Linked DNA regions of Homo sapiens: region 2 is linked to region 1. Evidence: read pairs that join two places in POLR2A ChIA-PET (ENCODE). Cell type or tissue: MCF 10A. All regions are shown on one strand.

Region 1 (4,000 bases):
CCAAGGCTTTGTTTGCATCTGGAAAAAATTAGCCACACTCAGATCTTTCCCACTACAGGTCCCGTCAGGAAGCCCAAGTATGTGGAAAGCCCCAGAGTGCCTGGAGATGCAGTTATAATGCCATTCAGAGAAGTAGCCAAGCCAACAGAGCCTGATGAGCATGGTAAGAATTTCAGTGATTTCCTTCCCCCTCTACCAAAGATTTTATACAATGACACTTCATTTCTGAATGAAACTTGAGTGTCCTTGCAGTACTGCTTTGCTGAGAATGTATTTGGGAGGTATTTTCCCCTCCAGCAGTTACAGAGATCTGTTTGGCTAACGCAAATTCTTGGAAATTGTATACCTGGCGTATAAATAGTTAAGTGGGTACATATGCATTATTTAAGGATTGAGTCCTATTTCCTCTGAATTTTGACCTACCAGGTCTTGGAGGATAGGAAGCGTCACCCAGTAGATTGCTTCCAAGATTTTGTTTTGTTTTTAATATTCTACTGCTTGAGAAAATTCAACAACAGGCTTTGGCTGAAAAGCTGAAACCTTAACTGGACAAAGCATGTAATTGCTAGCTTTAAAAAAAGCATTTGGTGTCTTTTGAAGGCTGCTTTTTTTAACATCTGAAGTTTTTCTTTAGGGGATGTTGAAGTAGGAGCAAAAAAAAAAAAAAAAAAACCAAATTGATGGAAATATTTTTAAAGACATTTTATATGTATATGTATTTTATACCTGGAAATATGTGTGACATTACAAATTTGCAGCATTTAACAGATATATTCATAGTTGTTTATTTTAAAAAATCAATTCAAGAATTTTCCTGTTTGTTCCTTTCTGGGGAGTCCCCAACTCACATCTCTCTTGCCTTTAATTTGGGTGTTTTGAATTTCCACCCTGTTTTTCTGCAGAAACATGGGACTAGGAATCTTGCTGTATGTAAAGGGGCTTGCTTTATCCTCAGTGTGGACAAAAGTTTATGTAGCAATGCTGAAAGAGAACTCAACCATATTTTTACTTTGGCATATCTGGCACCTTCCTCTGCCTAATTGTGGGTGGTGGGAGATACAGACCCTTTATGTCCTAACCTGTGTGTGCCTTTTGTGTTGCTGGTGCTGTATGGCAGGGAGTGGGTAATAAGTAGGACATGGGAAGACAATATACTGGAGTGGTGGTAAAAATATAGCTAAAAATGAGCTGTGAGGAAGGATCAGCAAAAGCTGAAAACTGGGAAGGGAAGGGGAGTTTGGGACATGGGGAAAAGATGGGGCCAGGCACTGGGCACTCTGGGCAGGCAAGAGGTGCTATTGCAGGTGTCTTGGCATGAGAAATGCCACCCTTTTCCTTTCTGTCCAGGCACTCATTGTGTGGTTGAGGGAAGAGGATTTGAGCTGAGGATTTGTGCACACCGAATGTTGCTGGTGAAGGTGGAGATTCCACTGTGGTGTCTGGTTAGGATAGCCAACTGCTGGTACATGAGGCCTCTCTTGATTGTGCGTTCACGTGGGCAGGCAGTCTGTTCTCTCTCTCCTCGGTGTCCTGAAAGGAAAGTAAAATCTCTCTCTCTGTAGTGAATATCAGTCATCAAATGTCTAAGCTGTCTGCCTGGCTCAGATTAAGCCTGCTACCTACCTCTTCCCTTCTTCCCCACCCACCAAAGCCTTTGTAGCCCTGGTCAATTATGCCCCTGGCATTTTGGCTGGCCTAGGCTCCATTATGTAACCTCTTCCTCCCTGGCTGGGAGTATCGTTAAGGTTCTGTACAGGGATTGGGACCTCCTCCTCCTGGTGTGGGAGTGGGGGTAGAAAATTTGGATTTTTATTAGGCAATAAAAGGTTATAAATAGTTCCTATTGTTAACTTTTCTCCCTTGCTCAAAGCAGAATTGGCCACCTTTCTTGACGAATGGAAGTGTTCTTATGCTTGGCTGTGGGCTGAGCTAAATTTCAAATGCAGCAATTGGTCTTGCTGGAGTGGCCTGAAGTTTGCATGTGTGCTCACTCCTGAGACCTGAGCTTTCTGATTCGGCATCTTTAGTCTTCATGGGGACCAAAGTTATGAGATCTATGGGCTACAAATACAGGACCAGACATTTCGGTTTCGCCTGAAATTAAGAAGCAGGGTATGTTTTCATTTTTGTTAAGTGTCTCGGGAGCAGGTGTAGTTCACGTCTGTGGGTGCATGGTCTTGCCTGAAGATAGCCATGATGTTGGTGGATGCCGCAGCAGGGTGAGCTTTCTCTTGGTTGATGAGGAGAGGTGGCTGCCTAACAAAGTCGAACAGGACAATTAGTATAGAATGGTATGTTTTGTAATCCCCATGGAGTCCCTTAAATTTCAATGGGGTTAATTAAGTCTGCCATGTCAAAGTGTAAATTTTATCCAGATCACTGAACCCAAAGGAAATGATAGAGCCGACTAAAACTAATTGAGTTTGAGTGTTAACCCAGGTGTGTACAGATACATGATGGGCAAACCCTCATTTTTAGGGTTTAATATCAGCATCATCACTTAAGTTTTACTTTAAAATGTGGTCTTCTGTTATCTATATTTCCCTTGGACATTCTTGTTTAAGTTTCTAAGACGCTTTTCTGGGTGCTGTCAATAATAGCATGCCAGTATTCACCAGACTAACAGACTCCACTGAAAACAGCTCTTTGTGAAGTGCTTTTGAAATTTCCCATGGACTCGTGAAATAGCAGGTTATTCCTAAATGCTTGAAATACTTTCCTGCCTCACTTTTGCTTTGGTCATGTAGCTCCATCAACTCTTGATTCTTAGCTCTCTGTTTGGATTTTAAATCAAAGGAAAACAAACCAAAGAACATTTTGAATTTGCTTATTTATAAGTAATTGCATTTATGTGTGATGCACGTTTTAGCCTTCTGGGAAGTGTGGGTTCGATGATGTAAGAAGATGAATTTTTTTTTGTAAGCAAATAACTTGTTTCTTAAAGCTTGCAAGCTGGGGACTGTAGCTCACACCTGTAATTCCAGTGATTCAGGGGGCCGAGGTGGGAGGATTGCTTGAGACTGGGAGTTTGAGAACAGCCTGAGCAGCATAGTGAGACCTTGTCTCTTTAAAAAAGAAAGGAAGGAAAGGAAGGAGTTTGCACTCACCTGGAAACATCTTTAGGAAAAAACATTCTATCTTAGTATGTTTAAATATATTTGAAACACAGCATTTTCTACTCTAGGAAAAACGGATGACTTAATAAAATCATCAAACAAAATACAAAGCCCATTTTCATGTCAAATGGTCCTAATAAGCTGTGTGTCAGGTAGAATAAGTTCTTAATGAGTAAGCTTCCTATTGCTAAATCAACATATCGTTTAGGGGAAAGCTCATTTACCCACAAACAATATCTGCGTTAAGGGAAAAAAAACCTTCAGATAAATTAGAGATGATTGTTATAACAGGATCCACGCTTTATTTCTTTGATTTAGGGGTAACCATAATTTATTTAGGTTTGCATTAATATATTTCTAGCTACTAGGGCAAGTTTTGAGGAGGGGCTAGAAAGTTTTTAGTCTCATAAGTCATTGCTCTGTGAAGATCAATCTCAAAATATGATGAAACTTTTTTTAAATGATATCTTCATGTCAGTCAGTGACGAAACTTTTTTCCTGGCAGTCTGACTAAGCAAATAAAGCTAACACATATGAAAGAGCAGAATAATTCAATGTGAAACTATCTTCTGGGAGGAGAGGGTCTTTAGTTATATGCTTAAGTAAATATTTTGATACCTTATGTTTTTTATTACCATTTTAGATGGTCAGACAGGTATAGAGGATTAAAGAGGTATAAAGCATAAAGGGGCTGGGTGTGGTGGCTCGCCCTTATAATCCCAGCACTTTGGGAGGCCAAGGCAGGAGAATTGCTTGAGCCTAGGAGTTTGATACCAGCCTGGACAATGTAGCAAGGCCTCATATCAACAAAAAGTCAAAAAATTAGCCAGATATAGCAGTGCACCTCTCTGGTCCCAGCTACTCAGGATGCTGAGGTGGGAGGA
Region 2 (4,000 bases), 150 kb before region 1:
CAACATGGTGAAACCCCCGTCTCTATTAAAAAGTACAAAAATTAGCCGGTCGTGGTGGTGGGCGCCTGTAATCCCAGCTACTCAGGAGGCTGAGGCCGAGAGACTTGCTTGAACCCCGGGAGGTGGAGGTTGCAGTGAGCTGAGATCGGGCCACTGTACTCCAGCCTGGGTGACAGGCAAGACCCTGTCCCAAAAAAAAAAAAAAAAAAGAAAAAGTGTTTTCGTTTTGTTTTCAGCTTGTGTGTCTTTTTTGTTGGTATCTTGTTACCCTTGGGATAATTTTTACTTTCTCTCCCGGGAGCAAGATTTGGGTTCATTAACTGCTTGCTGCTGATTAGTTCATTTTTCCGATGTGTGGGAGAGAGGAGCATCTTCCTTTATTTTCCCCTCCACCTTTGCTAAATGCCGTTACTACTTCCTGTTGCAATGACAGGGCTTCCCAGCTCCCAGCTTCTTTTCCTTAGTCCCCATCGTGTTGGGGAGGACACAGGAGAAAGTTGGCTTGCTCACTGGTTGGTTTACTCAGTCACTTAACAGGAGCCAATTGAGCCCCCACTCTATGCCAGGCTCTGTGCTAAGTGCTAGTCTAATTCAGCCCTCTTGAAGGCCTTAAGAGAGAGCAGGCATTCTTTCTTCCTACCTCATGGGGTTTTTGCAGGTGAGGCTCTGTACCTACCTCCAGGTCTCATGGCAGGTCGACTGGACCCCTGCCACCTCCTGCGGTGCTGCCCTCCTCACCCACTCCTTGCCCACTCTCACTATCGGCTTCCTAATAGGCATTTCCTGGGGCGACTGTATCTGACTAAAATTGGTCATTTTGTAGATCCTTTAGGGGTCCTGGTCCAAAGGTCAGTTTTAATGAGTGATATGGGGACTGTGGAGTTGCAGGGTGGGGAGAGAAATGTGGACCATAACTGACAGTGTTCACAGGGAGAGCACACTGGGGGAAATAAGCCTCACTATTGCAGCTGCTGAGACTGCACGTCTAGTTCATTTTGAATGGCCCCTCAAAGATACCCCCTGAGGATGCTAAATGCAGATTTGTGGATGCTGTTGGCAGAATTTGCTTGTTTATAATACTTTTTTGGGGGGTGCTGGGCAAGGTCGCTCATGCCTATAATTTCAGTACTTTGGGATCTCACCTGGCTCCACCATGATTTGGGAACAGGCATTTAAGTTTAGCAATTCAGGCCAGGCACAGTGGCTCACGCCTGCAGTCCCAGCACTGTGGGAGGCTGAGGTGGGAGGATTGCTTGAGCTCAGGAGTTTGAGAGCAGCCTGGCAACGTAGTGAGACCTCATCTCTACTAAAAGTTAAAAAAAAAAATCAGCTGAACGTGGTGGCTCATGCCTATAGTCCCAGCCACTTGGAAGGCTGAGGTGGGAGAATCACTTGAGCCTGCAAGATCGAGGCTGCACTGAGCTATGATTGTGCCACTGCATTCCAGCTTAGGCAACAGAGCAAGACTCAGTCTCAAAAAAAAAAAAAAAAAAAGAATCTTTTTTGTTTTCGGCCAGTTTGGTTCTACATTTTAGATTGCTTTTGACTGACTTTTTGGGAGACTGTCGTGCCCTTAGAGTATCCATAATAATTATGAAGATGTCAAGTCCCTTAGGACTGCATGTTTGACTTAGCTTTCAGCATCAAAACATGCATCAGAATAGCATAATGGAAAGATCAGTGATTCTGGAGTAAAGTAGACTTGGTTTCAAATTCCAGCCCTCCTCTAATGCCCTTGGATAAATTTCTTCACGGCCTTAGTTTCTTCATCTGTAAAATGGGGATTTTTTTTTTTTTTGGAGACGGATTCTCGCACTGTCACAGGGGCTGGTGTGCAGTGATACAATCTCGGTTCACTGCAACCTCCACCTCCCGGGTTCAAGCGATTCTCCTGCCTCAGCCTCCTGAGTAGCTGGGGTTACAGGCCCCTGCCACCACGCCTGGCTAATTTTTTGTATTTTTAGTAGAGATGGGGTTTCACTATGTTGGCCAGGCTGGTCTTGCACTCCTGACCTCGTGATCTGCCCGCCTGACCTCGTGATCTGCCCGCCTCAGCCTCCCAAAGTGCTGGGATTACAGGCGTGAGCCACAGCACCCGGCCAAAATGGGGATCATTTTACAAGGTGAGAAATAATGTTTGTACAGTACTTTTAGAGTAGCTCCTAGCACATAATAGATGTTCAGAAGTTCCCTTCTTGTTTGATTCAGCAGGAACTAAATTGTATCAAACTGTAGGCAGTTTGATGAATAAGATGTGGTTTCTATCCTGGAGGAACTTAAAATCTAATGGGCTAGGCTGACACATGAATTCATCCTGAGGAGGTTAAGTGCCAAGACCCAGGTTGAGGCTGGAGCAGAGCACAGGAGCATTTCCTCTGCCTGGAGGGTTGGGAGAGCCTTCTGGGAGGAGGTTATGCCTAAGCCCTGTCTTGAGGGATTGAGTAAGAATTCACTTAAGCAAGCAAGGTGGGATGGGTTGTAGCCAAAGCAACAGCATGAGCAATGGATGGAGTATTTAGGAGGACTACATGCAGTTGGGGGTTGGCTGGATGGAACAGTGTGAAGTAGGAATTCCTAGGAAATGAGCCTAGAGAGCCTGGTGAGTGTGAACTTGCTGGTGGGCCTTGTGTACCTTGCTGAAGAATTCAGGGTTATGGGCTGAGTGCTGTGGCTCACACCTGTAATCCCAGCTCTTTGGGAGGCCAGGGTGGGCGGATTGCTTGAGCTCAGGAGTTTGAGAACAGCCTGGGCAACATGGCAAACCCTCGTCTCTACAAAAAATACAAAAATTATATGGGCATGGTGGCGGGCGGCTCCAGTCCCAGCTAGTGAGGAGGCTGAGGTGGGAGGATTGCTTGAGCCTGGGAGGATTGCTTGAGCCAGCGAGGTGGAGGTTGTGGTGAGCTGAGATTGCGCCACTGCACTCCAACCTGGGTGACAGAGCCAGATCCTGTGTCAAAAAAAAAAAAAAAAAAAAAAAAGTAGAAAAAACAGCAGGGCTAGAGATCAGAGGTAGTTTAGGGATTAAAATACACTGTTACTGATTAATAATACTTACATGTAAATTTCCTGTTTTGATAGGAAGATGTAGAATTTGCTAGGAAAGAAAATAAAAATACAAGGAAAAATAATATATAAATAGTGTTAATAACATACTCATGCATTTTTACAGTGCACGGTCTGATTAAGTAAATTTTGGTACATCCATACGATAGAGTGGAATGCAGATGTTAAAAGAATGAGGTAGGTTTATGTGTGCTCTTAAGGAAAATTTTCCAAGAATATTATTTAACAAAAAATATATATGCATAGAGTATCTTTAGAAGTATATATAAGAGGCTGGGGAGGGTGGCTCACGTCTGTAATCCCAGCACTTTGGGAGGCCGAGGTGGGTGGATCACGAGGTCAGGAGATTGAGACCATCCTGGCTAACATGATGAAACCCCATCTCTACTAAAAATACAAAAAAATTAGCCAGGCGTGGTGGCGGGGGCCTGTAGTCCTGGGAGGCTGAGGCGGGAGAATGGCGTGAACCTGGGAGGCGGAGCTTGCAGTGAGCTGATATCGCACCACTGCACTCCAGCCTGGGCGACAGAGTGAGACTCTGTCTCAAAAAAGAAAGAAAGAAAGAAAATATTGTAAAGAAATGACTAACACTATACATTTTCAGGTGAGCTGGAAACCAAGTGGCAGAACATAAAAATAACCTGTGCTACTACAGTGTCATAGTATTATGCATAATGCTAGATTATTTCATGCTCTGACAATAACAGCATTCATTCATGGGGGTTTTTAGAGTTTTCACCTTTCACATACATTATTTCAGTCAAAATTAATCACTCTTCCATCTGTGCTCTCACATCAATTAAAATATTTTAAGAATTATAAATGTTAAGTGATGTTATGTAAAGTTTGGAAAGCGAGAGAAAAGAGTAATACACGTTTAGGCTGGGTGTGGTGGCTCATGTCTGTAATCCCAGCACTTTGGGAGGCTGAGACA

What was found. ChIA-PET counts read pairs that join two places held together with the same protein. Peaks named below come from ENCODE experiments on the same cell type or tissue, not always from the same donor. Only the 100,000 strongest peaks of a DNase experiment are listed, where the experiment ranks them.
Region 2: POLR2A ChIA-PET joins it to region 1 with 5 read pairs; 4 of 35 experiments call an interaction of 5 or more read pairs at or near these places.

Annotation. Positions count from the first base shown.
Region 1 is chr2:159,136,136-159,140,135 of GRCh38, forward strand. It overlaps TANC1 (tetratricopeptide repeat, ankyrin repeat and coiled-coil containing 1), which reads left to right. Exons shown (of 27, transcript NM_033394.3): 5 at 59-163. Among named protein-coding and RNA genes, the nearest start is that of MIR6888, 49 kb to the right of the region's middle. RefSeq lists an enhancer at 3,570-3,739. In MCF 10A, no CTCF peak of the experiment used is centred here; DNase peaks (open chromatin) are centred at 1,696 and 3,606.
Region 2 is chr2:158,988,135-158,992,134 of GRCh38, forward strand. All of the region lies in intron 1 of TANC1 (tetratricopeptide repeat, ankyrin repeat and coiled-coil containing 1), which reads left to right. Among named protein-coding and RNA genes, the nearest start is that of TANC1, 21 kb to the left of the region's middle. RefSeq lists an enhancer at 3,612-3,711. In MCF 10A, no CTCF peak of the experiment used is centred here; DNase peaks (open chromatin) are centred at 2,447 and 2,877.